Regions from separate parts of the Homo sapiens genome. Here regions 1 and 2 are each linked to region 3. A link is a loop called in an ENCODE intact Hi-C map of the cell type or tissue named here. Cell type or tissue: chondrocyte. All regions are shown on one strand. Links, peaks and the distances in the headings refer to the core of each region. The heading gives the core; the rest is flanking DNA. Region 1 has its middle 38 kb from the start of CLDN18. Region 2 holds the start of DZIP1L (DAZ interacting zinc finger protein 1 like). Region 3 has its middle 120 kb from the start of IL20RB-AS1.

Region 1 (10,426 bases), core at 1,063-9,062, 870 kb after region 3:
AAAAAGTTTACAGAATACTGGGTGTGACCAATACCTTGAATAGACACTACTGTTGACATAATAAAAATACAGTTTTATTTTGGGTCTTTTATTGTCATTTTAAAATTTGTTCAGTGGGTGTACATTTCTTCTGCAACTAGATGAAAACTCCAGCAGGTCCATGATTTTTCTGCTCACTCTTAGTTAGTAGACAATCCTATGGTCATTTTAAGTTACGATTACTGTCTCAATGCAAAAATCAGAATGGTTGTCCATGATATTAATAAAAACTCCAAACCCAATTTAATGTTATTTATATATAAGACCTATTAACATATTAACCGTTTGCCTATTTGCCCCAGTTTGTCATTTGTCTTTTGGCTTTGTTTTTGATGTTTTGCTATATAGCAAACCTGTTTCAGGCCAGAAGCCTATAATGGAAAAGGAGGGTAGAGTTGTTGTTGTTTTAGACGGAGTCTTGCTCTGTCACCAGGCTGGAGTACAGTGGCACGATCTCAACTCACTGCAACCTCCTCCTCCTGGGTTCAAGCGATTCTCCTGCCTCGGCCTTTGGAGTAGCTGGGACTACAGGCATGTGCCACCAAGCCACACTAATTTTTTTTTTTTCTCTTGACCGCATGATCCGCCCATCTTGGCCTCCGAAAGTGCTGGGATTACAGGTGTGAGCCACTGCACCCGGCCAGTGGAGATTTTTTCTTTTTATTTATTTATTTATTTATTTTTAATTTTATTATTATTATACTTTAAGTTTTAGGGTACATGTACACAATGTGCAGGTTAGTTACATATGTATACATGTGCCATGCTGGTGTGCTGCACCCATTAATTCGTCATTTAGCATTAGGTATATCTCCTAAAGCTATCCCTCCCCCCTCCCCCCTCCCCCCACCCCACAACAGTCCCCAGAGTGTGATGTTCCCCTTCCTGTGTCCATGTGTTCTCATTGTTCAATTCCCACCTATGAGTGAGAATATGCGGTGTTTGGTTTTTTGTTCTTGCGATAGTTTACTGAGAATGATGATTTCCAATTTCATCTATGTCCCTACAAAGGACATGAACTCATCATTTTTTATGGCTGCATAGTATTCCATGGTGTATATGTGCCACATTTTCTTAATCTGGTCTATCATTGTTGGACATTTGGGTTGGTTCCAAGTCTTTGCTATTGTGAATAGTGCCGCAATAAACATACGTGTGCGTGTCTTTATAGCAGCATGATTTATAGTCCTTTGGGTATATACCCAGTAATGGGATGGCTGGGTCAAATGGTATTTCTAGTTCTAGATCCCTGAGGAATCGCCACACTGACTTCCACAATGGTTGAACTAGTTTACAGCCACACCAACAGTGTAAAAGTGTTCCTATTTCTCCACATCCTCTCCAGTACCTGTTGTTTCCTGACTTTTTAATGATTGCCATTCTAACTGGTGTGAGATGGTATCTCATTGTGGTTTTGTTTTGCATTTCTCTGATGTCCAGTGATGCTGAGCATTTTTTCATGTGTTTTTTGACTGCATAAATGTCTTCTTTTGAGAAGTGTCTGTTCAAGTCCTTCGCCCACTTTTTGATGGGGTTGTTTGTTTTTTTCTTGTAAATTTGTTTGAGTTCATTGTAGATTCTGGATATTAGCCCTTTGTCAGATGAGTAGGTTGCAAAAATTGTCTCCCATTTTGTAGGTTGCCTGTTCACTCTGATGGTAGTTTCTTTTGCTGTGCAGAAGCTCTTTAGTTTAATTAGATCCCATTTGTCAATTTTGGCTTTTGTTGCCATTGCTTTTGGTGTTTTAGACATGAAGTCCTTGCCCATGCCTATGTCCTGAATGGTAATGCCTAGGTTTTCTTCTAGGGTTTTTATGGTTTTAGGTCTAACGTTTAAGTCTTTAACCCATCTTGAATTATTTTTTGTATAAGGTGTAAGGAAGGGATCCAGTTTCGGCTTTCTGCATATGGCTAGCCAGTTTTCCCAGCACCACTTATTAAATAGGGAATCCTTTCCCCATTGCTTGTTACCATGATCAAGTGGGCTCCATCCCTGGGATACAAGGCTGGTTCAATATATGCAAATCAATAAATGTAATCCAGCATATAAACAGAACCAAGGACAAAAACCACATGATTATCTCAATAGATGCAGAAAAGGCCTTTGACAAAATTCAACAACCCTTCATGCTAAAAACTCTCAATAAATTAGGTATTCACGGGACTTATCTCAAAATAATAAGAGCTATCTATGACAAACCCACAGCCAATATCATACTGAACGGGCAAAAACTGGAAGCATTCCCTTTGAAAACTGGCACAAGACAGGGATGCCCTCTCTCACCACTCCTATTCAACATAGTGTTGGAAGTTCTGGCCAGGGCAATCAGACAGGAGAAGGAAATAAAGGGTATTCAATTAGGAAAAGAGGAAGTCAAATTGTCCCTGTTTGCAGATGACATGATTGTATATCTAGAAAACCCCATTGTCTCAGCCCAAAATCTCCTTAAGCTGATAAGCAACTTCAGTAAAGTCTCAGGATACAAAATCAATGTACAAAAATCACAAGCATTCTTATACACCAATAACAGACAAACAGAGAGCCAGATCATGAGTGAACTCCCATTCAAAATTGCTTCAAAGAGAATAAAATACCTAGGAATCCAACTTACAATGGACGTGAAGGACCTCTTCAAGGAGAACTACAAACCACTGCTCAATGAAATAAAAGAGGATACAAACAAATGGAAGAACATTCCATGCTCATGGGTAGGAAGAATCAATATCATGAAAATGGCCATACTGCCCAAGGTAATTTATAGATTCAATGCCATCCCCATCAAGCTACCAATGACTTTCTTCACAGAAATGGCAAAAACTACCTTAAAGTTCATATGGAACCAAAAAAGAGCCCGCATCGCCAAGTCAATCCTAAGCGAAAAGAACAAAGCTGGAGGCATCAACGCTACCTGACTTCAAACTATACTACAAGGCTACAGTAACCAAAACAGCATGGTACTGGCACCAAAACAGAGATATAGATCAATGGAACAGAACAGAGCCCTCAGAAATAATGCTGCATATCTACAACTATCTAATCTTTGACAAACCTGAGATTTTTTCTTTATTTTTCTCCACATAGAACTTGGAGTTATCCCCTTCCCTAAGCAACCCATCCCTTCCCACAAAACCCTGCAGGACTTTCACTAGTGAGGGGGCAGGAAAGGCATTATATGAACTGGTCCAATGGGAAACTCCTTGGGGATCAAAGAACTTAAATCAGAAACCAGGAGTGAAACAATAGGACACCAAAGACAAAATCTAACCTGAAGTCAGAGGGAAGCCAGTGAGGCTGTTGGTTTAGCAGCCTAGCTCTGATAAATCAGGGAGAGAAGAAGGGAGAACACGTCAAGTGGAGGACAGTGATGAACAGTTGTGGGTAGGTGAGAAAGAATGACCTGTGCAAGAAACAATCAGCAACACAGGGAATTAGGAAAGAGGGAGAAGATAGGGAAAGGGAAGACCAGGGCTACCCAGCCCTTCCTCTGCCAGGTGCCTTGTATATATTACCACTTCCTGAGCAGAGGGTCTTATTAGTCTCCTTTAATAAATATCGTAACTGAGGCTCAGAGAAACTGAGTGAACAACAAAACAAGAAGTTAAACCCAGGACCCTGAATTCCAAATCCCCTGTTCCTTCCACTTTCAATGGTTTCCAAACAATACCCTACAAAAGCAGTATCAGGCTGGCTGCTCAGAATCACCTGGAGAACTTCTTTAAAATTCATGGTTCATAATCCTGGCCTCATCCTAGTCCTACTGGATCAGAATCTGTGGGAGAGAGGATCAGGAAACAGGATTTATTCATAAGCTCCTTAGGGGGTCCTGTGTTGCAGCCAGGTTTGGGACTAATATTTTAGGGGTATCACATCACCTTCAACGTATTTGTAGGAGAGGGGGAAAATGAACTGTTATTTTCCGAGCACCTACTTTGCTTTACTTTATTACAAACACCTCCTGGGCATGGTTCTAAGCATATTATCACACATTGCACTTCCTCAACATGGTTGTGAGATTGGCATCATCTTCACGCTAGTGAGGAAGCTGAGGACAGTTGTGTGACGCCCTGAAAGACTTTAGCTAGTAAGGATCAGAGCTGGAATCCAGGCCTCAACCTGTTGGACTCCCGGTTCCTAGTCTTTGTACCTTCCCACACTAGTAAAGGGGGAAGACCTTATGATAGTGGGAGGAGGAGGAAGGGATCAAGATACTGCAGGTAATAGGGATAATTGTGGAACAGTGTAACAGAAAGATCCACAGGAGTGGCCCAGACTGTGGAAAATGTTGGCTGGGAAAGCGAGTGTGAGGGAAGCTGAGGAATGGGTCCAGGCGCGGGGCATGTAAACTCGCCTAGTATTTCCTGATCCCTGTCTAGTGAGACTTTAGGCGACGTCGAGAAGGCGCTTGTATTCCAAGGGGCTGGCTCCCTCTTGTGGCGGCTGCCGCTCATCACCAAATGCTGTGACCAGGTAGCCCTGCCAAGCGGTGGTGGCAATCTGGCTGCACATTGGAATCGCCTAGGAGCTTTTAAAACGTTCGCATTGCCCAGGCCCATGAAAGCCAAATACCTGGGATGATCTAGACCTGTGCTGTTCAATGCACTAGGCACTAGCCACATGCAGCTCTTTAGCACATGAGTTGTGGCTACTTCGAATTGAGATGATGGAAGTGTAAAATACACACTAAATTTCAAAGACTTAGTATAAGAAAAGAATATAGAATACCTCACTAACAATTTGATATTAATTATATGTGGAAATAATATTTTTAATAAATAGGATTAAATACATTATTTAATTTATCTGTTTTTACTTTTTAAAATACAGACACTAGAAAACAGAATTACACATGTGGCTCACATTTATGACTGGGATTACATATGTAAGATTGCCAGATGTAGCAAATAAAAATACTGGATGTTCAGTTATATTTGAATTCCAGATAAACTCAAGTAATTTTTTGGTATATTTAGTAAATTTTCAGTATAAATGTGTCTCATGCGATACCTGGGATATGCTTATACTAAAAGCAAAATTCATGGTTTATCTAAATTTCAAATTTAACTGGGTGTCCTGTGTTTTTTCTGGCCACCCTAATATGTCTACCAGACAGCACCAATTACACTCTTGATACTCAGAGTGTGGTCTGAGGACTAGCAGCATAGGTCTTAACTGGGAGCTTGTCAGAAATGCAGAATCACAGGCCTCACCTGTAGCCACCAAACTAGAACCTGCAGTTTAACAAAATTCTTAGGTGATTCATGTGGACACCAAGTTTAAGAAGCCCTGAGCTTGAGAGCCACTAGCTGAGTGGAGGCATACAGGAGAAGAAATATGGAGGTCTCCAGCACCCTTGGCCAAGGCAGACAGCCCTGAACTCCAAACCCTGAACCTAACCGCCTCTCTCCTCATCCCCACAATGCCCAGCACAAAAGGTTGGTTGAGTAAACAAATTATTTGTAAATGGGTAAGTGAATGAATGGATAAATAAATAGATGAGTGGGTGGCCAAATTGATGAATGTTTGAGATGGTGAATAAATTCAAGAGCAAATAGCCTGAATGGAGAAATTCCCAGTGAACTCTGGGAACTCTGGCCTACTCAAGGGCCAGCAGAAGGAAGCAGATGGCTCAGATGGAAAAGCAAGCCAAAAAGCTGTCCCTTCCCTGGCTCAGGACAAGACCATGAAAAGAAATGCACTCCTTCTGGCCCAAGATCCACCATCTGCAGCCCAGGTAAGGTAGATAGGAAGGACTTTCCTTCCCTACCTATGCCAGCTTACCTGGAACTCGTGGGACCTGAATGCATATCCCCTTGCTCACCCAGCCCTGGTCCACTCTGCCCCCTGGAGTGGCCTACTACCAACTTGTTCTCTCTCAAACCATCTGAAGTTGCAGGAAATGTTTTGGATTATCCTTAATTATATAAAATGGGTCAGATTTTAGTTAATAAATGATCATTTCTTTCTCGATTGTTATTTGCATTACAAATGTAGTACATGTTCCTGTAGAAAGAAAGCCCCACTACTATCCTTCTAGACATTTTATACATTTATCTATCTATACATAAATATTCTTGTATAAATGATATCACACCAAACATTATTTTATGAACTCCTTATTTACTAAACAGTACATCTTTCATATCATCCAAAGTATACACATCTATCTCTTATAAATGGCTGCGCATTATTTTTCTTTTTTTTATTTTTTATTTTAATTTATTTTTTTGGGTGGGGGAGACAGAGTCTCACTCTGTTGCCCAGGCTAGAACCTCCACCTTCTCAGGTTCAAGCGATTCTCCAGCCTCAGCCCTCGCGAGTAGCTGGGATTACAGGTACATGCTACCATGTCCGGCTAATTTTTGTATTTTTAGTAGAGATGGGGTTTCTCCACGTTGGCCAGGCTGGTCTCGAACTCCTGACCTCAGGTGACCTGCCCATCTTGGCCTCCCAATGTGCTGGGATTATAGATGTGAGCCACCGCGCCTGGCCAGGCTGCACATTATTTCATCATGTGGATGCACCATAATTTATTGAAAAAAAAAATCCCCTGTTGTTGGACATTTTGGTATATCTAAAGTTCATTCTTATTATAGGCAATGCTATTTGCTCCTGGCCACCTACCCCTCTTTTCCTAGTGAATATCTGCTCATCTTTCACATCTCAGCTCTATTTCCACTTTCTCAGAGAAGCTTTCCCTGAACTCCCCAGACTAGCGCAAACCACCCTATTATATGCTATAATAGCACCATGAGCCTCTCCCTTGTGCCTCTTATCACTGTTATAATTTCAGGTTTATAATTGTGATGTGATTAATGTCTCTCTCCCTATTATTCTATCAGCTCAATGAAAACAGGTTATAGGTGTTTTATTCACCATTGTATCCTCTGCACCTAGCACAGAGTCTGGCTCAAAGAAAGTTATTTATAAATAAATGATGGGAGAAAGGAAAGAAAAGAGGAAGGAAGGGAGAGAGGGAGGGAGGGAGTAAGGAGCAAATAGAGAGCAAATAGAAGGATGATTAAATGAGGAAATGTATAGTGGATTCTGAACTCCTCAACAGCTTCAGGAGGCAGATGGCTCAGAGAGAAAATAAATTGAATGAATGAATAAAAATGAATAGTCTGTATGAATTTTCTGTTTGCCTAAACTCTGGCTTAACCCCATCTATTTTCTCAGGGACTTCAGTGTCTCAATTATCCCTCTGTTTTCTGAATCTGTCTCTTCTCTCCTAGTTTCCCATCACCATTTATACACTCTAGCCATGCCTTCCCCCCTTCATCCCCAATTTTCCTTCAACCCCATGCTCCTTTCCACCGTTGTTTCTCCTTTCATGGACAAACTTACGGGAAGACACATCTTCTGTGCTTCTCTTCCCTTTCCGACATCCTATTCACTCCTCCACTCCCTATATTCTGGCTTTCTTCCTTATCACACTATTAAAATTATCCCCTGAAGAGTCACCAATGACCCCCTTGTCATTCAATCTACTGGACACCCCTCAGTCCTCCGCCTGCTTGACCTCTACCGGCATTCAACAGTGTCACACTCACTTCTCCTCCAAGCATTCTTTTATCTTGCCTTCCATGATCCCACATCCTCAATCTCCTCCCAATTCTCTGGTCAACACTTGCCAGTCTCTTTGCTGATGCCTCTTGCTCTGTCTGTCCTCTAAGTGTTGGTAGTATTCCTAAAGGTTCTGTCCTTGACTCTCCATGCTACAGATTCTGCAGTCTCTTCCTACATGATTTTGTTTCTCTAACAACCATCTTGTCTCTCTCAACATATGTCATTCATACGTTGATGACTCAGAAACCTACACCTCCAAATCCCTAAATCTAACTATTTATGAGACATTTCTATATGCACAGACCAAGATACCTCATAGTCATCCCATACCCAACTGAGCTCATCCTCCCCTTTCTCCAAACTCCAAAGTGGTTTTCCTTCTGCCATGTTTTTTTATTTCAATATAATCTACCACAATCCCCTCAGATACCACACCAGAAGTTAGACATCTTTCTTAACACCCTCTTCTCTCTTACTCTCCTCAACCACGGAAATCTATTGACCCTGCCAGCTCTGAGACATGTACTGCAGGCTGGTTCATTCAACAACATTCCAGTTACTTTCTAGCATTCCTTCCTGTACAAAGGTTGTAGATATCTCTTGCTTCTTTGTCACTGGGGGTATGTATATGATTAAGGTTCTTCTAATTAGATGAACATGCATGAGGCTTTTATCATAACTGCATTAGGCAGAGCATGGGGCATTCATGTTGCTGGTATGGATAGTAGCAGAGGCCATGTGGTTCTGGGTTTTGTAGTCACAGGCCAGCTTTTTGACCATGATGAAAGTATTTCTCTACCATCCCCATTAGAGTATTTTTCCAAAAGCTCAGACTAGTGTCTATTGGGTGAGCCTTCCTAAATTTTCTGTGAGCTACCTAATATCCTATAATAAATCTCTTCCTGATTAAATGTCCTGGAATAGATTCTGTTGTTTGCAACTAAGAACCCTGATCAATACAACCTTCTGAGTATATTTCAAATCCATCTACTTCTCTCCATTGGCATTGAGACTCCTGGAGTCAAGGACACTGTAAGTTCTTGCCTGGCCCATTCAGAGCCTTCTGGGTTTCCTGCTGTTAGTCAGTTTCCCACTAGTCCATTTCATCCTCCATATGCAACCAAAGTAACCTTCTAAGATGTAAATATGATCATGTCCCTTTTCTGGCTAAACCCTTCGTTGGCTTGCCATTACCCTTGGGATGAAGTCTAAAATCTTTAACAGGCCTACAAGAGCCTCCCTGGCCTACAAGAACTCCATGTCCTTGCTTTTGCCCAATTCCCTCACCCCTCTCACCATTGACCCCCACCTCACTCTGCTGCAGCCACTCCAACCTCCTTTAGCACCTGGCCTCATCAAACTCACCCTTCATTCTCAGCCTTTGCACCCACTGCTCTCTGGTTCTTCTCCCATTTTCTGGCTCACTTCCAATCATCTCTCAGGTTTCCATTAGATAGCACTTCATTCAAGAAGTTTCCACAACTACAAAGATTAAATAAAATTCTCTGGAGTACCACTCTGTACCTCACCTAATTCATGTTTTTGGTAATTTCTTTTTTTAATTTTGTGTTTTAATTTTTGTGGATACATGTATCTATATATAGTAGATATATATATTTATGGGGTAAATGAGATGTTTTGATACAGGCATGCAATATGTAATAATTACATCATGTAAAATGCAGTATCCATCCCCTCAAGTATTTATCCTTTGTGTTACCAACAATCCAATTGTGGCATTTCAGTTACTTTGTAATATACAATCAAGTTATTATTGACTGTAGTCACTCTGTTGTGCTATCAAATAGTAGGTATTATTCATTCTTTCTGAGTATTTTTTTTTGTATGCATTAACTATCCCCACCTCCCCACTCCCACCTTCCCACTACCCTTCCCAGGCTCTGGTAACCATATTTCTGCCCTCTATCTTCATGAATTCAATTGTTCTGATTTTTAGATCCCAGAAATAAATGAGAACATGTGATGCTTGTCTTTTTGTGCCTGGCTTATTTCACTTTGCATAATGACCTCGAGTTCCACCCATGTTGTTGCAAATGACAGGATTTCATTCTTTTTTATGGCTGGATACTACTCCATTGTGTATATGTACCCATTCATCTGCTGATGGACACTGAGATTGCTTCCAAATTTTGGCTATTGTGAACAGTGCTGCAACAAACATGGAAGTGCATATAACTCTTCGATATACTGATCTCCTGTCTTCTGGGTATATACCCAGCAGTAGAATTGCTGGATCATATGATACCTCTATTTTCAGTTTTTTGAGGAACCTCCAAACTGTTCTCCATAGTGGTTGTACTAACATACATTCCCACCAACAGTGTATGAGGGTTCCCTTTTCTCTACGTCCTAACTAGCATTTGTTATTACCTATCTTGCGAATATAAGCCATTTTAACTGGGGTGAGATGCTATCTCATTGTAGTTTTGATTTGTATTTCTGTGATGATTAGTGATGTTGAGCACCTTTTCATATGCCTGTTGCCATTTGTATGTCTTCTTTTGAGAAATGTCTACTGAAATCTTTTGCCTAGTTTTTTATCAGATTCTTAGATTTTTTTTTTCCTACAGAGTTGTTTGAGCTCCTTATATATTCTGGTTATTAATCCCTTGTCATATGGGTAGTTTGCAAATATTTTCTCCCATTCTGTGAGTTGTCTCTTCACTTTGTTGATTATTTGCTTTGCTGTGCAGAAGCTTTTTAACTTGATGTGATTTCATTGTCCATTTTTGCTTTGGTTGCCTGTGTTTGTGGGGTACTACTCAGGAAACTTTTGCCCAGACCAGTGTCCTGGAGATTT
Region 2 (10,426 bases), core at 1,919-9,918, 1.0 Mb after region 3:
TCTCTACTAAAAATACAAAAATTAGCTGGGCGTGGTGGCTCATGCCTGTAGTCCCAGCTACTCGGGAGGCTGAGGCAGGAGAATCACTTCAACCTGGGAAGCAGAGGTTGCAGTGAGCCGAGATCGCACCATTGCACTCCAGCCTGGGCGACAGAGTGAGACTTCGTCTCAAAAAAAAAGAGAGAGAAGAAATGACTCACTGTCATTAGGAAAACTGAAGCTGTTTAATCACCTTTAGATATATTGACAGGGTTTTGGGAAACTTCCCATTCCTAGACCAATATTATGAATAAGGGACCCAAAAGAATATTTGTGCTAACATTCAAACTTGCTTCATTGTTAAGAGTTGGTTTCTGCCTGGGACAATCCCACACCCATCTAGAATATAGAAAACCCATCTACCACCCTTGCTTTGCACACTCCCAGTGACAAGTTGTTCACCACCTCACAAGACAGCCATCCCACTGTGAAACAATCCCTGGAGACTTTATGGTTCTTCTAAAACCGGCCCACCAATAATCTGTCAAAAATAACTCCCTCAAAATTGGCCAAACACCTTATTTTTTAACATAAACTGACAGCTAGACAACAACAACAACATCACCACTTTACTGTCTCTTCTGCTTCCTCAAGAATGCAGTCAAGAGGAGAACTTGAGGGAGCCAAGTTTCCAAGGTGGCTGCCAGGCAATCATTTACAAACCTGCCCTGGCTCCCAAGCTAACTTCAGCAGTGCCCACTGGGGGAGCTCAGGCGTGTCATTAATGCTAATTGTTGTGGCTGCCAAGGAAACCTTCACACAGTTTGCAAACAGGCTATGCACACACAGTATGCAAGGGAGCTCCAGAGACCTCAACAGAGATGACAGGGACCTGGGAGCTCTCCTGAAGTACTGCCACTGCAGAGCTTAGCCTTATTCTCAGATTCCATGGTGTTCTCCTTTTCCACTCTTCCCTGACCCTCATGGGGGCTGCAGCGACTCCTAGAACCTTCAAGCAGCGAGACAAAGGTCCCCTCAACCGGGCACAGCGCTCTCCTTACACCTGGCCTCCTATTCCCAGCAACTTTAAGGAGATATTTTTAAGTGGCCATGGTTTTATCAAAAGCCTATTAAGTTTTTGCCACAAACGGATTTTATTTAAAATAAAAATAGGGGTAGGTATTTGACTGATGTCTCTTGGGAGTGTTTTAGAGAAGAGGAATGAATACTGACATGTCCTATCTTCCCAGATGCAGAATTGTAAAACAAACAAACATAATTGCTTTTCACATGTAAAAGAAAACTGGCTTAGAACATACTAGCGTTTTCTTTGCCATGAAGGAGTTCACCTTCAGTGACTAAGCCAGAACTACTAGAGCTGCCAGGCCTAGGGACAGGAGACATTGCCAGTGCTTAGCCAGGCTGGCCAGGACTAACCATCTCTGCAAGGAGTCCACAAGAAGCCTCAGGGCAGCCTTTCCCTGCTCCTATCAATTTGAGTTGAGCAAAAAACCTTTGACCAAATATCAGCTCCATGGCACAACCCACAGTTATGGTGCCCACATGAACTCAGGTTTCTGTTCCCAACCTGAAGCATACAACTTCATGAGGTATTTTATCAAGTTAGATAGTATCAAAAAATATTCCCAGATGAGGGAGGTGTCTGACCAAGACAGTCAGAAGGCCCCTTATCAGCCACTAGACTGGAGGATCAGCCTTCCCTAAGCAGGATTGTTCTCACTGGCCAGTCCTCACATCCGGGAGGGGGAGGAGAGGTGCTAGGGGCTGCAACTGAGAAGGGAGAGATCACCCACCCTATCTGCAGATGAGGGTGTGAGAAGCCAAGTCAGAACACCCCATACTTCCCAGGCCTCTCTCCAAAGTCCTGTTAGAAATCGAATTCCAGGAGACCAGGCAGGGGCAGCCTAGGCCCTGGGCCCCTAGGAAGTGCTCCGTGAACTAGGCCCTGCCCAGGCAGCCTCGGACCCCCTCCTCTGCCCTGCCTCCTGATCCCTGTCCTGCACTGAGCAGGTCTTCGGTGGACTTTATGCGCAGCCACCTCAGGATGAAAATACCACGTCTGCCTCCTGCTGAGGTCCAGCCCAGGAAAGGAAGAAGGGGAACGAAAGATGCCAATGCGATTGCTTTTAAATCACCTCATTACTAAAAGAATCCTCCTTTACCTACGGCACTCAGATCATCAAGCCCTCCCAAATCACTTTTCTTTTTTCAAAAAGTAAAAACCCAAGGCCGTCTTCCCAGTGAAGCCGAGTCTTGGGGCATCCCGTCATTCGTCCCCCGCGCACGGGTCCTTCCCTCCCTGGGCGCCGCAGTTCGGAGCAGGCCGAGGGGGCCGGGCTGCAGGGCCGCGCCGGGCCAGAAGGGCGCGCCCTGGGCAGCGCGGACGCACGCAGCCGGCTCCTCCCGCGCCCCGCTGCACCCCGGCAGGGAGTTCGCCCCCGCTAATGTTTAACCTCCCGAATCGCTGATCCCTCGGACTGCAGCCAAGCTACCCACCCGCCCCGCTCCCGGGACGAATTCCTGGCATAGTTTTCCCGCGCGGCCCGCTCACCGTGGGGTCTCCTGGAGCCGGGGACGGCGGGAAGACGTCTCGAGGTGGCGGCTCCCATACTCGCCCCACGTCCCGCCTCCAGACTTGCTCCACCGCCCCAGACAGCCCAGAGATGGTTCCCGGAATGCTCACCGCCCGCCGTTCCCGGGATGCTTCCCCAGCCCCACGCAGTCCGGGCGCTCTCTGCGGCGGAGGCAGAGCCTGCCCGGCCCACTCCAGTGCCGCCAACCTGCGGGACCGCGGACAGAGAGCTCCTCGGTGCGTCGGTCAGCTCGTGGCTTGGGGTCTCTGGTGCCTCCAGCTCCTACTACAGCCGCCCCGCCCCACCTCAAGAAGAGGTGGAGCCTCTCCCGGCCCCTCTCGGACGAGCTATTTTTAGGTCTGTAACGGATGGGGGAAGGCGGGAATGCCACGTTTAATCCGTTAGTAAAATCCAGGATCCAAGTGAATGGCTTCCTGGCCTTGCTGAGAGGCTGGACTTGCCCCGGTTTCCCCACACCCTGCCTCCGGTACAATCGATAGCCTGCTGTGCAGGGGCGGCCGCACCCCCCGGGCAGATAGCCCTGCCCACCCTCCTAAAGGGACCGTCCTGGTTTCTTCCTGACCGGATCCCAAGCTAGGAGAGTTCTTTGGGTGTGCCCCAGGTCTGATCAGACAGACAGCAGCCACCTTCCCTCCGCAGCCCCCACCCACCACCCCCTACCCTCCCAACCTGCTGGTTTGCCCTGGGGATGCCAACTTGGAAACCCAGGACTGAAAAACTTATTTTTTCTCCTGATATTAGTCCCTGATCTCTTCCCATAGTAGTAGTTGCTTTGCTGAGATTCCGTTTTGTGGGCACCGTAACTGTGAGTTGTGCCATAGAGCTGATATTTGGTCAAAATGTTTGTTGCTCAACTCAAATTGATAGGAGCAGGGAAAGGCTGCCCTGAGGCTTCTTGTGGACTCCTTGCAGAGATGGTTAGTCCTGGCCAGCCTGGCTAAGCACTGGCAATGTCTCCTGTCCCTAGGCCCGGCAACTCTAGTAGTTCTGGCTTAGTCACTGAAGGTGAACTCCTTCATGGCAAAGAAAACGCTAGTATGTTCTAAGCCAGTTTTCTTTCACATGTGAAAAGCAGTTATGTTTGTTTTACAATTCTGCATCTGGGAAGATAGGACATGTCAGTATTCATTCCTCTTCTCTAGAGCACTCACAAGGGGCATCAGTCAAATACCTACCCCTATTTTTATTTTAAATAAAATCCTTTTGTGGCAAAAACTTAATAGGCATTTGATAAAACCATGGCCACTTAAAAATATCTCCTTAAAGTTGCTGGGAATAGGAGGCCAGGTGTAAGGAGAGCTCTGCGCCTGGTGGAGGGAACCTCTGTCTCGCTGCTTGAAGGTTCTAGGAGTCGCTGCAGCCCCCATGAGGGTCAGGGAAGAGTGGGAAAAAAGCTCCTTTTCACACACACTCTCTCTCTCTCCACTCCGCAACTCTTCTCCCTCCCTCTTTCTCTTTTTTCCATTTCAAAGGCTTTCGTCCCACCACAATCTCAATCTGCCAAGCTCTACATTTTGAGGCAGCCAAAGCAAATGTGTATGGGAACAAGCGTTGTCAAGGACTTGCAGGGAAACTGGAACTCCTGTGCATTGCTGGTGGGAATGTAAAATGGTACCATTACTGTGGATACAGAATGGTAGTTCCTCAAAAAATTAAACAAGAATTGCCAAAAGATCCAACAATTCCATTTCTGGGTATATACCCCAAAGAACTGAAAGCAGGGATTCAAACAGATATTTGTATACTCATGTTCATAATAGCATTATTCACAATAGCCAAAAAGTGGAAACAATTCAAATGTCTATCGACAGATTAATGGATAAGCAAAATGTGGTATATCCATACAATGTAATATTAACTTTAAAAGGGAAGGAAATTCTGACACATGAATGAACCTTGAAAACTGTCTTAGTCTATTCAGGCTGCTATAACAAAATACCATTGAGTGGGTAGCATATAAACAATAGAAGTTTTTTTCTTACAGTTCTGGAGGCTGGGAAGTCCAAAATCAAGACATTGGCAGATTCGGTGCCTGGTGAGGGCCTGTTTCCTGGTTGATAGGCTGTCATCTTCTCACTGCACCCTCACTTAGTAGAAGGGGGCTGGCTAGCTCTCTGGGGTTTCTTTCATAAGGGCACTAGTCCCAATTATGAGGACTCTACCTTCATGACCTAACCACCCCCCAAAGGCCCCACCTCCCAATACCGTCACCTTGGGGGTCAGGATTTCAACCCCATTTTGCAGGGACACAAACATTCAGATCAAGGCAAAAGCATTATGCTAAATGAAATAAGCTGGACACAAAAGGACAAATATTGTATTATTCCACTTATACCTGGAAATATTGTATGATTCCACTTGTACCTAGAATAGTCCATTCACAGAGACAGAAAGTAGAATAGTGGTTACCAGTGGCTGGAGGAGGGGGAATGAGTAGTTATTGATTCATGAGTACAGATTCTCAGTTTGGGAATGATGAAAAAGTTCCAGAGATAAATGGTAGTGATGGTTGCACAATAATGTGAATGTACTTAATGCCACTGAATTGTACACTTGAAAATGGTTACGATGGCAAATTTTACATTATGTACAGTTTATCACAATTTTTTAAACATTAAAAAAAAATAGTGGATGGAGCAGGGACCAGGACTAAGTTGGGATATCTGTGCACCATGTATTCGGATGGGGGATCTTGTTCCTGCCGTCTTCTCCTAGTCAGGGCACTTTTTTCACCCCAGGATTTTCTGCCACCCACAAGAGCAAAGAGAAGAGTCCAGGCCTTGGGAGTCAAAGACACATCTACATTCCACATTCCCAAGCTACATAACCCTGGGAAAGTCACGTAGCCTCTCTGACCTTTCATTTTTCTCCTCTGTAAAATGGGAAAAGTAAACTCTACCTAGAAGAGTTGTTAGAATCAAATTAGCTAAATTACATGTAGGCTCTGCCCTGGGCCTACAAGTCAGTGGTGTGCACTCCTGACTTGACACTGTGAAATCGCCAAGGACATTTGCTTCTCAGCTCTCTTCCCACTGTATCCCTGAAATTTGCAGAAAGTAGTTCTGAGGATACCTTTGTGCATGTTATTTCCACCAGCCTCAATTTCCCCATGTGTAAATAGGGTGCCCTCCTTTGCAGGGCTGGTGTAAGAAAGTAGACTTGACATGCACCCAGATCTACCTTAGCCAAAAACCAAATCCTGAATCTTGAGCTGACTAAGACCTCATGCATGGAACCCTCACACTCTTCCCTTACTGGGCCTTAGTTCAACACTCAACACAGGGAGGAGTTACTGCATGCCTATCATGTGCCAAGTTATTTTCTTAGTCCCAAGGATACCAACAACCTCTAGAGGACTAGATCACTTGGCACTGGAAAGCTGTCATTTCTGCTGCCCACCTCTACTGTAGCACACACAAGCTCTGGCATCAGCCGTGGGGACAGGTGCATAGACCAAGGGAGACTGGCCCTAGCTGGCTAGTCCAGGAGACATTCCTGTCACCCCGAGCAGCTGGCCCATAACTGCTGGGTGGGAGGACAGGAGGATGGATTTTCAATATCCCAATGGCCCCTCACTCCCTCCTCAGCCCAGTACTAGTCACCCGCCCTCTGACCCAGCTCAGCCCCTTTCACAGACGGTCTCCCTCCTACACCTCAGGAAATAGGACACAGCCTAGACAGCCTGTAATAGGAGTGCCCTCTGCTGCCAAATGCTGGCATCACACCTTAGAAACCTGCTCTGGATCCCATTCTCCTGAAGGGAAGTGTATCTGAGGTGTATGGGACAGGTCTCCCTGCGCTGGGATGCCGGCCACTAATGAGCCCTGAGGTGATTTTAGGTCAAAAGTGTATTGTTGGGTTTTCTGCGTTGATGTATAGATAGGCAGGCATACAGTCAGAGGAGGATTTTACATAAAATCTGGTTTGCTGGTTTCTGAAAAATCTAAGAATCTAGCAACAAAAGAAAGGCCTGCACTCTGACATGTCTAGAACTGGCAGGATCTGAGAGGAAACTTTCTTAGGCAGATCGTACATTCTAGCCCAATCCCTGAAAAGTTCACTTTGAAGGAAGTCTGAGCACTTACCGAAAAGACCTCCTTTCTCAGGAAAACATCCCTTCTGCAAAAATGAAAATGCAGAGCTGGATAAGCCTGGCCTAAGGCGTGGCTGTGATATGGCCCCTCATTGGCTGGCAGTGATGGGCGGGTGGGATCTAGAAGGAGCTGCCCCAGCTGCCTCCTGCCTGGGCTTTTGCCTTTTGGAGGAGGGATTCCTCTTTGGCAGTTTGATGAAGCCCACACCCTTTCCTCAGAATGGTTTTTATTTTTATTTTTTATTTATTTATTTATTTTTTGAGACGGAGTCTTGCTCTGTCTCCAGGCTGGAGTGCAGTGGCATGATCTCGGCTCACTGCAACCTCCACCTCCTGGGTTCAAGCGATTCTCCTGCCTCAGCCTCCCAAGTAGCTGGGACTACAGGCGCCTGCCACCACACCCAGCTAATTTTTGTATTTTTAGTAGAGACGGGGTTTCACCATGTTGGTTAGGATGGTCTCGATCTCTTGACCTTGTGATCCGCCCACCTCAGCCTCCCAAAGTGCTGAGATTACAGGTGTGAGCCACCACGCCCAGCCTAAGAATGGTTTTAAATGCACCAAGCAAAACATAGAATTACAGAGGACATCAAAATATTGAAAATATAGCTATGAAAACATAAGAAAATGTGTAAAATAATAGCATTTTTGTTTATTAATGCATTAAATGGCAAGATCTAGCATCTGACCTAAAAGTAGTAAGAGTGTAAACAATTATTTCAAGATATCCGTAATAACTTTAATGTGATAGGAAAAAACTAATATTTAATGACAAAGTCACAGGTTCTACTAATACTACTGTGGTTTGTGGCATACATTCATAATTGGAAGGAATGATACATTTTGATTAACAGCTAGTAAAAATAAAGAGTAAGTTCCCAGACCCCCAAAATCTCTTCACAGCCCCCTAAATTAAGAATCCCTGCCCCAATACCACCAAGGAGAGTGCACTAACCTTGTAACTTAGTTTAGAAGATACATCTGAGATTCAGGGTCCTGACAATTCCCTTGGGTGAGAGAGCTCTGCCTTTATTTCTTGAAGGGGAGCAGAGTGACAGAAGGGTAGGGAAGCATGGCATGAAACCCAAAAAACAAAAAAAAAGACAGGTTGGATTACATAAAAATTTTGAAACATATATGGTGAAAACATCCTAAATGAGGTTAAAAAACAAAGAACTAAAAAAAATGCAGTGTAATGATACAGTATTCATGACATTAATTTATAAAGAGTGCTTACAAATCAACAAGAAATAGAACAACTCAAAAGAAGAGTGGACAAAAGATGAGATGATTCATATAATAAAAAAAATTGCCAGTTAAACATGTAAACAACCTTACCAAAATGAACATAAAAATTACATGTTTTAAATTATTATACTGACCAAAATTAAATAGATGTTTTAAACTGGTGAAAAGTGGGAAAATGGGCAGTTTCAAACAGCCTTCTTGAAAAATAATTATCAAAATTTAAAGTCCTCAAAAATGCAGTAATCAGGATTTTTTGCTATAGTATTACATGTACTATTAAAATTAGAATAATGTAAATATCCACCAATCAAATAATGATTGAGTAGATTATCATGTATCCTACAATGAAACACTATGCAACCATTATAAAGAAAAAAGTATATTATATCTTGATGTGCTAATGAAAAAAGGTACCTACGACATACACATTTTTAAAGTGAAAAACAACATACAAATAACATGTATCTTTTTTTTTTTTTAAAGACAGAATTTGGCTCTTGTTGTCCAGGCTGGAGTGCAGTGGTACAGTCTCAGCTTACTGCAACCTCCACCTCCCGGGTTCAAGCAATTCTCCTGCCTCAGCCTCCCAAGTAGCTGGGATTACAGGTACGCGCCACCACGCCTGGCTAATGTTTGTATTTTTAGTAGAGACGGGGTTTCATCGTGTTGGCCAGGCTGGTGGTCTCGAACTCCTGACCTCAAGTGATCTGCCCCCCTCAGCCTCGCAAAGTGCTGGGATTACAGGCATAGGCCACCACGGATGGCCATAACATGTATCTTATGATTCCATTTGTATTTTTTTTAACTATTTATATGAGAAACTCAGGAATGGTATTCAAAATATTTAACGAGTCTGGCACAGATACCAACCAATCAGCACTGATGCTGGCTCTTACCCTAGAGAAGGAAAGAGACAGTCCTGTTGAATTGTGGGTGGGAGTCCTGGGGAAAAAGCAAGGGCAGACAAGGTGGCAGTGCAGGGTACTTGGAAGAGACTTCTTACCAATAAGCGTGAATATATATGCAGAGAAAGAGCGAGAGGTACCTACAAACATGACAGTAGTACCCAACACGCACTTTCACTTTTTGCCCCACACAATCCTATTTGAAATTCTAAGAATGAGTAGGATTTGAAAAAAAATTAATACAGGGAAAAACACCAGCATGAGCCTATTTGCAAAATGTAGCCTGATATAAATTCATGGCATAGATTCACAAAAGGCCAGAAGGAATCCAGGGTTATCTGGGGTCCCAGGAACCTCACATTTCTTACCACTTACTACTCTTGCCATCATCACCACCACCATGTTTTGAAATGTTCCTTTTCACTAAGCAAACTGGATTCATTAAGTAATACATTATTATTTTATTTGCTACATTTTTTATTAATCAAAAACATAATTTACTGCCAGGTAAAGCTCCCTATAAACATCAAATTATCATTAATGTCAAAATGAATTTGTGTATGTGTGTGTGCGTGTGTGTGTGTGTGTGTACATTTATTTACTTATTTATTTATTTAAGATATGGTCTCACTGTCTTGCCCAGGTTGGAGCACAGTGGTGTGATCATAGTTCACCATAACCTAGAACCCATGGGCTCAAGTGATCCTCCTTCCTTAGCCTCCCAAGTAGCTAGGACTACAGGTGAGCCACCTTGCCTGGCTATTTGTTTTTTGTAGGGACAGGGTCTTGCTGTGTTGCCCAGTCTGATCTCTAACTCCTGGGCTCAAGCAGTTCTCCCACCATGGCCTCCCAAAGTGCTGGCGTTATAGGCGTGAGCCAATGTGCGTGGCCAATTCACATATTTTTGAAATATCGAAAATATTTCTAATCAAACCCCTCAAAACCCTGTTGGTCAGGAATAGTTGAAGAACCATTTGTCATGCATTCTCCAAAAATAGAAGGGAGAGACAATGTATGTGTCCCTGCTTGTCTCTAAGACAGCTAGCCCTAGAAATCCTCATCTGTGGAGACAGTCAGGAGAGCTGAAAACCAGCAGTGGTTCCTAGGACACAACCCAAAAGACAGCCATGGGGTATGGCAGCAGGCCTCAGAGCCTGACGATGGTATCAGACATCTACAAGTCCAAAGCAAGTAGCTGTGAATAAATAAAGCTGGGACATGAGACTTGACTTGTAAATATTTTTTAACAAGATTGTCAAAGCAGTGATTTTTTTTTTTTTATCTGGCTTTGTCACCCAGACTGAGTGCAGTGGCACGATCTTGGCTCACTGTACCCTCAACCTCCCATGTTCAGGTGATCCTCCTAACTCAGTCTCCCAGCTAGCTTGGACTACAGGCATGCATCACCACACCCAGCTAATTCTTGTATTTTCTGTAGAGACAGGGTCTCACCATCTTGCCCAGGCTGGTCTTGAACTCCTGGGCTCAAGCAATCCACCTGCCTCAGCCTCCCAAAGTGCCAGGATTACAGGTGTGAACCACTGTGCCTGGCCAGCAGTGATTCCTAAAGGGGGAAATATTAGAAT
Region 3 (10,426 bases), core at 785-8,784:
CATTACTGGGTATATACCCGAAGGAATATAAGTTGTTCTACCACAAAGACACATACACATGTTTGTTCATTGCAGCACTTTTCACAATAGCAAAGACACAGAATTAACCTAGATGCCCTAGGTGGATTGGATAAAGAAAATGTGGTATATATATACACCATGGAATACTATGCAGCCATGAAAAATAACAAAATTGTGTCCTTTGCAGCAACATGGATGTAGGAGGAGGCTATTGTCCTAAGTGAATTAACACAGGAACAGAAAACCAAATACTGCCTGTTCTCAATTATAAGTGGGAGCTAAACACTGAGTACACATCAACACAAAGAACTGCAGCTTACTTGAGAGGGTGGGGGTGGGAGAGGGTGAGGATCAGGAAACCACCTATCATGTACTATACTCACTGCTTGGGTGATGAGAAACCACCTATTGAATACTACACTCACTACCTGGGTACACACCTACCCCTAGTGACATGCAACTTACCCATGTAAAAAATGTACATGTGTACCCACCGAACCTAAAATAAAAGTTGGAAGAAAAAAAGTTAAACTTTTGGGTGGGTGCAATGGCTCATGCCTGTAATCCCAGCACTTTGGGAGGCCGAGGCGGGCAGATCACATGAGGCCAGGAGTTCCAGACCAGCCTGGCCAACATGGTGAAACCCTGTCTCTACTAAAAATACAAAAATTAGCCAGGCGTGGTGGCAGTCACCTGTAATCCCAGCTACTTGGGAGGCTGAGGCAGGAGAATCACTTGAGCCCTGCAGGGGGAGGTTGCAGTGACCTGAGATCATGCTACTACACTTTAGCCTGGGCGACAGAGTGAGACTTTGTCTCAAAAAAAAAAATTAAGCTTTTAAAAATTAATTTTTAACTATAGTAATATCTACACATAGTTAAAACATTAGATAGTACAAAAAGCTTATAATAAAATGTAGTAGTTCCTTTCCCCAGCATTCCCCACCCATGATTCTATCCCACTAAATACAACTACTTTCAACCACTGTAGCTGTTTATTTTCTTTCTTTTTCTTTTATAAAAGTGAAAACAAGTTTATTAGGAAGGTAAAGGAATAAAAGAATGTCTTCTCCACAGGCAGAGCAGCCTGTAGCTGTTTCTTTCAGTGTTTACCTCCATGTCTCAAATCTTATTCTGTACTTTCTTGACTTACCTGTTGTGAACATTATCTATTAAATTTTCTTCGTGGTAGTCGAGGATTGTGCTCTCTCTCTCCCCACTCTCTCTTCTCTCCTACATTATCCTCAGCCCCCATTTTCCCATTAGTGAAGCTTTGGTTAAACCATAGTCAGTGTTTACATGAAAATGGTGATGTAAATATCATTGTCTTACTGCCAGCCAGATAATCTACCATGATCATTTCTGTTACAACTTCCATTTTTCCTTGAGTTGATAATTGCTTTATTTTTTTCTCATTTGTTTGGTTTACTATATGACTATTACGGGCTAAATTGTGTCGCCACAAATTTCAGATGTTGAATCTCTAATCCCTAGTACCCCAGAATGTGACTATATTTGAAGACAAGAACTTTAAAGAGGTGATAAAGTTAAAATGAGGCTGTTGGGGTGGGCCCTAATCCAATGTGACTAGTGTCCTTATAAGAAGAGGAAAAGGCACCAGGGATGTGTGTGCACAGAGAAAGACCATATGAGGACATAGTGAGAAAGCAACCATCTGCAAGCCGAGGAGCGAGGCCTCTGAAAAAACCAAACCCACCAATTCCTTCATCTTGGACTACTAGCATCTAGAATTGTCAGAAAATAAATTTCTGTTGTTTCTGCTTGCAGTCTGTGGTGTTATGGAAGCTCAAGCAGAAGAGCTGACTGTTTTTTTCCAAATGGTCCAACGAGCTTATTCATAATTTTTCCAAACTCTCCAAAGCAATTCCAAACATTCTGTCAGTTCCACCCCTCCTTCCCTCATCTCCCACAAGCCTTCTTTCAGGGATGCCACAAGCTAATATGGAACCTTGGCTCATATGGGGTATAACGGAGGGCTTGGGCACTCAGCCCTCCATGAGAACACCTAGCTTGGTGAGCCATGCACGGGCTGGGCTTCAGTCCCTGCTGATGTGAGTGGTGTGTCTGTAGGCAGAACATAATCCAGACTTAGTGCCCTGCCCGCTGTCCTCCTGCTGTGTTCTCTCTACCTCTTCTCTAATCCCTCTCCGTCATCCCCAACCTTCCCTTTACCACATTTGGTTCGCCTGTTTCCTGGTTCTTACGTTATTCTCTTTTTTTGTTTTATTCCCTCCTTTTGCTGAAGCAAAACTTCCAGTGATTTTCTAAAACCAATACACAGGAAGTCAATTGTTTGAGTCCTTAAATGTCTGAAAATGTTTTTATTGTATCCTTACACTTGATTATCAGTTTGGTCAAGTATAAATAATTGGGATTGAAAATGATTTTTCCTCAGAACTTTGAAGTTATTGGTCTACCATATTCTGGCGCCCAGTGATGAAAGCTCCAGAACCTTTCTGATGATCTGAATAATAGTATTGATATAAATGAGGAGTATCTTGGGAACCAAAAGGAAACCCATTTAAATATAGTAATTTGCAATTGTATATGCAAGATTATACAAGAGTACATGTAATGTTACATTATGAAATAATACATGCAAAAGAGCTTAGGAAACTCTGAAGTGTTAGACATGAAAAAAAAAAATTTTAGCCACAATTTTGACCTCAGTTGTATGTACGTTTGATAATATGGAAGATACCACCGCCCTCCCCCTACCCCAGCTTATGTATAATTCAGTTGACTTTTATTTTAGGTTGGATCCAAGTTTAGTTCTAAACAATCATTTAAGAAAACAATCAGTTAAAGAAATATAGAGAAAAGGCCTTCTTTGTGTGATATGGAAGGAGGCCTCAAACTGAGATAGGCCATAAAATTATCGTTGGGGAAAATGTGCACTTCTGTCGTTACAAGCACATTGCACAATCTAAAATTCATTCAACAAATGTTTACTGGGCAGTGCGCTGTGCCAGGCCCTGTGCTGGGTGGGGGGCAGAGAGGACTGAGCCACTTGGACCTGGCCTCCACTCTCCTGGTGTCCATTTTGAGGGGAGGAGACGGACATGAACAAATTAGAATGTGTGAAGCAGTTAATTACACTAAAGTAAGATGAGTTTTGTAACAGAAGGAATGCAACGGGCAATGGGAGCCCCTGGAGGGTGGGATCCTAACCTGGGGAGTCATGTGAGCCAGGCCTCTGGGGGAGGTGAGGTTTAGGCTGAGAGTAGAGAATGGGAGAGGTACTCAGCACTTTGGGAGGTGGGAGGATCGCTTGAGTCCAGGAGTTCCAGACCAGCCAGGGCAACACAGTGAGACCTCCTCTCTCTCTCTCACACACACACACACGCACACGCACACACACATGAAGGGGTGGAATGAGCCATGAGCCACGTGAAGTGGCCAGAAGGGAGGAGAGCTCCAGATAGAGAGAATAGTGTCTCCTAGGTATAGGGGAAAAGTGCCGTTTTAAGAACTTAAAGAATTTCTGTGTGGCTGTACCATGTGGGGAGACAGGTGGTGAGACAAAGCTGGAGAGTTTGGCAGGGGCTCAACAGCGGAGAGGTTTGGTCTTCATCCAAATAGCAACCAGAAGCCATTGCAAGGTTTTGGAAAGGGGAGTGACACGATCAGATTTGCTTTTTACAAAGAATGCTTTGCGTGGGTGGGAGAAAGGATGGAGGCTCTAGTCACCCAGGAGAGAGACAAGGTGGTCTGAGTATGTGTTGGAGGTTGAGAAAAAAGCAGGAAGATTCTGGGAGACAGAACTAAGGTGCCATTTTGTTCTCCTGGAAGAGAGAACAAGTTCTGTCAGAGGCTGAGAGCTATGGCTGGTAGGGGAAGGTAGAACAGGGATGGTGCGACAGTGACCAGGCACAGAGTGTCTCCAGAGTCACACAGTTCCTGCGGGTCAAGGCCTATAGGCATATCCACCCAGGAAAAAAAATCAGGAAACCCTGTGGCAAACGTCCGGGGTTGAGCAAGTTTCTGAAGGCAAGCAAAAGTGTGAGAGCAGAACATTGTGAAGACAGGCAGTTGGCAAAAGTCAGGTACTGGCCACCTAGACATGAGATGACCTTGAAGCTGATGCATGATTCTGGTCAGCAGGGTTTTCTGAGCACTCTGTGAGGGTAGGAGTATCCTGCAGAGTGGTGGCCTCCCAGAGAGGACAGGTACCCGCAGGTAAGTGAAGGCTCCCATCAGTTCTGCCAACTCTGCCTTCAGGATGCAGAAGTAGATCAGACATGGCTCCTCAGAGGTGACTCAGGCATGCCAACAGGACAAAAAAAGCAATACTCTCCAAGAAGGGGATATAATATGTTCCATTGTCCCAAAGTATTTGTTCACAGAATGCCTTTTCTATGGAGCATCTCATGGAATGTGAAGTGAGTTCTGTTGAACTCAGTTTGGCAAGTGTGCACTTGGTTAATTGCCATTATGGAAGTGTGTATGAATTATGGAGGACCACAAGATAAGGTACAGCCAAGCATACCCTGGGAGGTCAGGGAAGGCTTCCAGAAGTGATGGTATTTCAGCTGCTACTTGAAAGGCCTGACAAGGCAGCAACTGGGGGGAAGTTCAGAAAGAGGAGAAGACTCTTCGGAGGGTAGAGCTAGTACTATAGTAAACTCAGTGGGACTAGCACACTGCATATTACATAGGACTTCAATGTTTCACCATGACGAGAATCACCACTGTGGATAAAAGGGTTTTGGGCCCTTGCAGCAGGTGTGGTTCTGAAAGATAACTTCTGAGTAAGGACTGAAGGAGAAATATGGAAGGATGCAGATAGGATGAGTCCATGGGAACTGGATAACGGCTGGCAGCAAGGAATTCTCAAGTCCTTGCCGCAGTAGTGGGAGAAGGAACATCACCTAAGTTGGGCCTGTTTGGGTTTGAGGTTTGGTTTTTGATTGGTTGAATGAATGGTTTATTGGTATTCTGTAGAAACAGATTAACGTGAATTTGTTCACGGCTTTTCAGACTTGGAATAGCTAAGTTCCTCATTAGGGGATTTATTCTTCACTAAAATGCGGCCAGATGCTGTGCTATAATAATAAAGTGACCATAAGAGGGCGCCAAAGACAAAAGTATGTTGCTGTTTTCGGCAGAATAACTTCAACAGAACACTGAAAATAGGACATAAAAGGAAAGGCAGAGATCTGAAGGGGGCAAGGAAGAAAAAGAAGACAGGATGAACTCACCAGCAGAGGGTTACAGATTTGTTTATCGTCTTGGTAGCAAAGTATTAAAATTACAGAGCAAAACAAAATCTACCCACTTTTCAACTAGTCTGCTTTAGAAAGGGACTTAAGAAAATGTATTCTGAAGTACAGTTTGTGTTTTGCCTCCAGACCCTGAAAGCGTTTGTGGGTGAATAGTCCCCTTCCTCTTTCTCCAGGCTCTAAGTGAAGTGAAGATAATCCCTTCAGTTTTCACTCCTCGGAGTGCAGGTCAGAAAGGGCTAAAATAGGCAGGACATTTCTTCTGGCAGTCTCATCCTTGGTTGCTTCTAGGGGAAAGATGAAATTCGATTTCATTGTACTTAAAATGTCCGAGTCAACTTAAACAGAAATACTTGTTTTTTGTTTTCCAAATGAATGAAGCCAGTTTGGAGCTCCTCTGCTTTTCTTTCTGCAATGCTAATATATCCTTTTGTATACCCAATACCCATGACTTGAAAGAGCTTTAATAGAGTCACATGATTTTGAGACTTCTTCACATTGTTTAGAAATACTCATTTGAATGGTAGAAAATTAAATCTTTTTGCCCCTTCCTTTCCTATATTTTATATTTACAAACAGCTAAAACGCTAAGCTTCTTTAAAATAAATGAATTTCAAAGAATTCTGTGATCCATAATAGACTATTTGGAATTATTATTAAATAACAGAAATTTATCTTGAATTTTGTTTAAACCCAGGAGCATAAAGTAAGAATTGTTCTTTTAAGGAAACAGAGCTCTTTCTATGTGGTGCAAAATCTCCCAGTGACAGCTGAAGAATTCAGCTTATAAATAATCATCCATAGGAAAGTGCAAAGGGCCCCTAAAACCTTGGGGTGGCCAGTCTTCCCTGGACACTTAAAAAACTCAAAATAGATTCACCAGAAAGTATAAAATCATCTCTCAGAATAGGAGCTTGTCTGCCTCACTAATCATACATACTGTATATATTATATATTTTTCTTTTCTTTTTTATTTCTTTTTGGTGAGAGTATTTTTTAAAAAGTTGTGTGGCCGTGATACAGGTAATTGCTTAAGCTTAAAAAAAAACTACACTGAACAACAAATCTCTGATAGTGTTTAACACTGAAAGCTGTTACCATGGAATTGAGGAAGCAGTTTTTATCCTAGAGAAGAGCTGGGCACAGAGACAATGAACAAGGTTAGGAATAAATGGGTATCTTGTGAATAGAGAAGTGCTAAAAGTGGGGACCTCGTGGGATCGGTGTTTTGTGCATCTGTAATAAATGACCAGAAAGAGATGAAGGACAATAAACTCTTCCGGTTTGTGGAGGATACCAAATGCACAGAATCCTAGCTGGGCTGAGAGTCCAACGTACTCAGAAGGGAGGAGAGAAGGCAGAATCAAGTAGAGAAAGAGAGAGAGAGAGAGAAAGAGAATGCGAGGGTGGGATATTGTGAATCAGGAGTTTATGCCAAGTTCAAAGTTACAGAAGAGTTGCAGTAGGATGTGATGATAGAGCCAGGGCTTGGCTGTGTGGACTGTGTAAAAATGTAACTCATCAGTTATCCGTTATTGCCAAATAGGGGATCTACTTAGCTTGGGTTCCAAAGGACTGAAGATTAACCCCTTACATGCTAAAAGTTTCGCATAAGCCTTTTAAAATGGATACTTTTAAATGAAAGGAAATGTTCTTCTGCCTTGATGTAAGAAACACAAGAGAACATTTTCTTTTTCACTAGGTTCACAGTTATAGGGATGTGTGTGTTACACATCTCTGAATGCCCTGCAGTGTTTGCATTTGGAAGGGGTGCAACAAATACCGGTGTCATTAGTGAATGTCAAATGGGTACCACTGTCTGTAGGAGGCAGGTAGAACGTGTCTAGAATCCTGTGCTAGGTTGTTAAAACTATTTCATCTCTCTCTGTCTCTCTCTCTGTCTCTCCGCCACCATTGTGTCTTCTCCTTTTTCTTCCCTCCCTCTCTTTCATGAAGTATATCAAACATACAGAAAAGAATTGAGAACAATTTAATGATTATTTCAGTGCCAGTATTAACGTAACATTTTTGTAACAATATTAACATTTTATATGCTTGTGTCAGAGTATTTTTTAAATATACAAAACATTAGATATCCAATTGAAGACTGTGGATTTCTCCAAATCCTTTTCTCTCCCTTCCTCCCTCCTTCCTTTCTCCTTTCCCAGAACTAATCACTTTCTCAAAGTTAGTGCATATTTTTTCTGTCTGATATATATTTACTACATTACATATGTTTGTTTCAATAAGCAATGTATAGCTTTTTTGAGGTATTTTAAAAACTTTACCTAAATGGTACACTGTATTAATATAATTCTGCAGATTGCTTTGGTCATTCGACATTATGATTTTGAGGGATAGATCAGTGATGTATTTAGATCCAATTTATTCATTTCAGTTGCTGCTTTGTATTTTGTTATTTAATTTAGTAAAATTAAATTATCTATTCACCTTTTGATGGACATTTAGATTGTTTACAGTTTTTCACTGCTAACAAGCAATGCTGTAATGGATGTTCTTGTATCACTCTTTGTGACTCCCTTAAGCATATGGCTGAGAATTTTCTACCTATACACTAGCCACTGGAAGTGTGGCCAGCCCAAACTGAGCTGTGCTGTAAGCATAAAATACATTGGATTTTGAAGACTTAGCATAAGACAAGAATACTAAAAAATCTCAATGATGTTATCATATTGACTATATGTTGAAATGCTGATACTTGGATATATTGGGTTAAACAAAATAAACTCTTAAAATTAATGGTTATCTGTTTAAAAAATTTATAGTGTGGTTACTAGAAAAATATAGAATGTGGCTTTCATTCGTGACTTACATATTGGACTGTGTTGCTATTAATATGTTTCTCTAGGATTTGGGTTTTAAGTATTCTTCTCCTTTTCTTTTCTATTCCTTCTTTTTGCTCTTAACGGCATTTGATTTTTAGAGCCATTGCTTACCTATGAAGGAGTTCCTTCCATTGCAAACCCACCAATCATGTCCCTCCTTCTGTAATCTTCACTCTTAGATTCTCCCTGGCTTTTTAATTTCTGCCTGTACAGGGTGGCTGCTAGGGACACTTGTGTGTTTTCAGATGCTCTGGATGGCTGAGGGTGTTTGATGCTTGACTAGCGGATAAGAGAGGTGTGACTTCATTATTTATGGAGTTTTGGGGTTATCACAGCATTCCATTATGCCTTCTCAAAATTATTGGTTTGAGATTCTGCTTAAGGACACAGATTTAGCTCTAAGCTATCACGCCCAAACTTATAGTATCTGTGAGTCAGCTTCTCTACCCAAGGAACTGAATAAATCTCTGAAATGCTAATCCATCTTTAAGGAGCCCAATAGTCAAGGTTTCAAGGGAAACGTTCCCCTCCCTTTCTCCCCCACGAACCCCTGCCATTATTCTCTCTAAGAAGGCAGGGATTTGAGACACTCTCAATCCTGCTTGAGACAGGGATTGGGTATGCACCATTCTCGCTGCTATCACAGCAGCCTAAAAGATGGCAGCTAAGCCAAGCTGGAAGAAGCTTCTGTTCCCTATAGTGGTGGCTCCCCCATGTGTGACACGGCTCTGCTCTCTCGGCATCACCATTTCCAATGAGAAAATAAATTGCTTCTGTGCAGTCGCATGCAAAGCAGAGAGCCCTTTTAGCTGGCTGGAGCTGGGAGGTTGATAGAGAGCAGGAATTCTATGCACCAATTGTTAGTGGGTAGAGCTAGGGATGATTTTTCATTGTCTGCTGAACTCCAAGCATACCCTCTTGGAGTGGGTCTCAAATTTGAAAACAAATCTTCACAGTGACTTTTCCAACCTGCTTGGCTTTAGAAGGATGGAGCTGTTGCCCAAATTTTTCAAAATCCCACCAAGTTGAGTGACACCACTTCTATTTGGGCAGAAATATTTCTACTTGTCATGTAACACTCCTATCTTCAACCAAAGCTTTGTTTACACAAGCAGAGGGATTGTGCTGCTGTTAAAACGTGGGCTTTGTGGTTAGGCAGAGCTGGATTTTAACTGGAGCTCTACCACTTTTATCAGCCCTGTCGGCTTGGACAAGGTATGACCACCACAAGGCTCATTTTATGCACCTGTGAAGTGGAGACAATGACAGTACTTACTTTATAGGTTACTGGAATTACTATTACCCTGATTACAACTATTATTATAATGTAAGCCAATTTGAAAAGATTCACCTGACTCAAGCAACTGGCTGCTTTGGGCTGGTTAGTACGCTTTAACCTGTTGTTTTCAAGCTAACTTTGAGAGGTTTGGTTCATAAACTTGTTAACTCAATTTTTCTGGAAGAGTGATTTTCAAATGGGTACGCTGTCTCCACCTTTAAGATATTGTTTCAGGATTTTGACACAACATGGCTCCCCCAAAAATCTCATTTAATTTTACATTATGGTTTGAATTTAGAAAATTCTATAGAAATAAAACATTTTTATTCCACCATTCTAACTGTGGGCTAGAAATTGTGACAAACTCTTCTTGGCTGCTAGGGCTATGTGGAATACAGATTCTAAAAGTGATCTTGGCTGGGTGTGGTGGCTCATGCCCATAATCACAGCACTTTGGGAGGCCAAGGCAGAAGGAACCCAGGAGTTTTGAGACCAGCCTGGGCAACATAGGGAGACTCCATCTCTGCAAAAAATAAAAAATTAGCCGAGCTTGGTGGTGCACACCTGTAGTCCCAGCTATTCAGGAGGCTGAGGTGGGAGGATAGTTTGAGCCCGGGAATTCGAGGCAGTGAGCCATGATCATGCCACTGCACTCCAGCCTGGGTGACACAGCGAGACCCAGTCACAAAAAATAATAAAAAAAAGAAGTGCTCTTCAAGGTGGAGAGAGATGTGTATGTGTGAGATTTTCGTGATGAAGAAAAAAATCACTAAAACCACCTTAGAGCTGATTTCTCCTTTTCACTTGAACTCCTGCAATTCTGTTACCTGCCACTAGATGTGTGTGAGCTCCATTAAGCACTGCAGCTGTTAGGACTCAGAGATATCAGCATAATACATCTATTCCCAGCTAATCCGGTTTTTCCACTTGTTCTATAAAATATAATTTAATTTTATCTATTGATTGTGTTTATAAGAAATACCATCTGAGGCAAGATGGAGGAAAAGAGAGTTAGTGAGTGGGGTTAGGCCATGCATC

The links. Peaks named below come from ENCODE experiments on the same cell type or tissue, not always from the same donor. Only the 100,000 strongest peaks of a DNase experiment are listed, where the experiment ranks them.
Region 1: a loop joins it to region 3, with 4 times the contacts of the local background. A loop is called at or near these places in 54 of 110 quality-filtered maps.
Region 2: a loop joins it to region 3, with 3 times the contacts of the local background. A loop is called at or near these places in 5 of 110 quality-filtered maps.

What each region holds. Positions count from the first base shown.
Region 1 is chr3:137,966,915-137,977,340 of GRCh38, forward strand. No RefSeq gene overlaps it. Among named protein-coding and RNA genes, the nearest start is that of CLDN18, 38 kb to the right of the region's middle. In chondrocyte, for the core only: CTCF peaks have their summits at 4,475 (motif pointing left) and 4,677; a DNase peak (open chromatin) is centred at 4,468.
Region 2 is chr3:138,112,777-138,123,202 of GRCh38, forward strand. DZIP1L (DAZ interacting zinc finger protein 1 like) reads right to left here and starts at 2,832. Exons shown (of 16, transcript NM_173543.3): 1 at 2,552-2,832. RefSeq lists enhancers at 2,143-2,644, 2,645-3,144 and a silencer at 2,267-2,486. In chondrocyte, for the core only: CTCF peaks have their summits at 2,366, 2,568, 6,302 (motif pointing left) and 6,502; DNase peaks (open chromatin) are centred at 2,733, 3,086 and 6,087.
Region 3 is chr3:137,100,355-137,110,780 of GRCh38, forward strand. No RefSeq gene overlaps it. Among named protein-coding and RNA genes, the nearest start is that of IL20RB-AS1, 120 kb to the left of the region's middle. In chondrocyte, for the core only: CTCF peaks have their summits at 5,116 (motif pointing right) and 5,323; no DNase peak of the experiment used is centred there.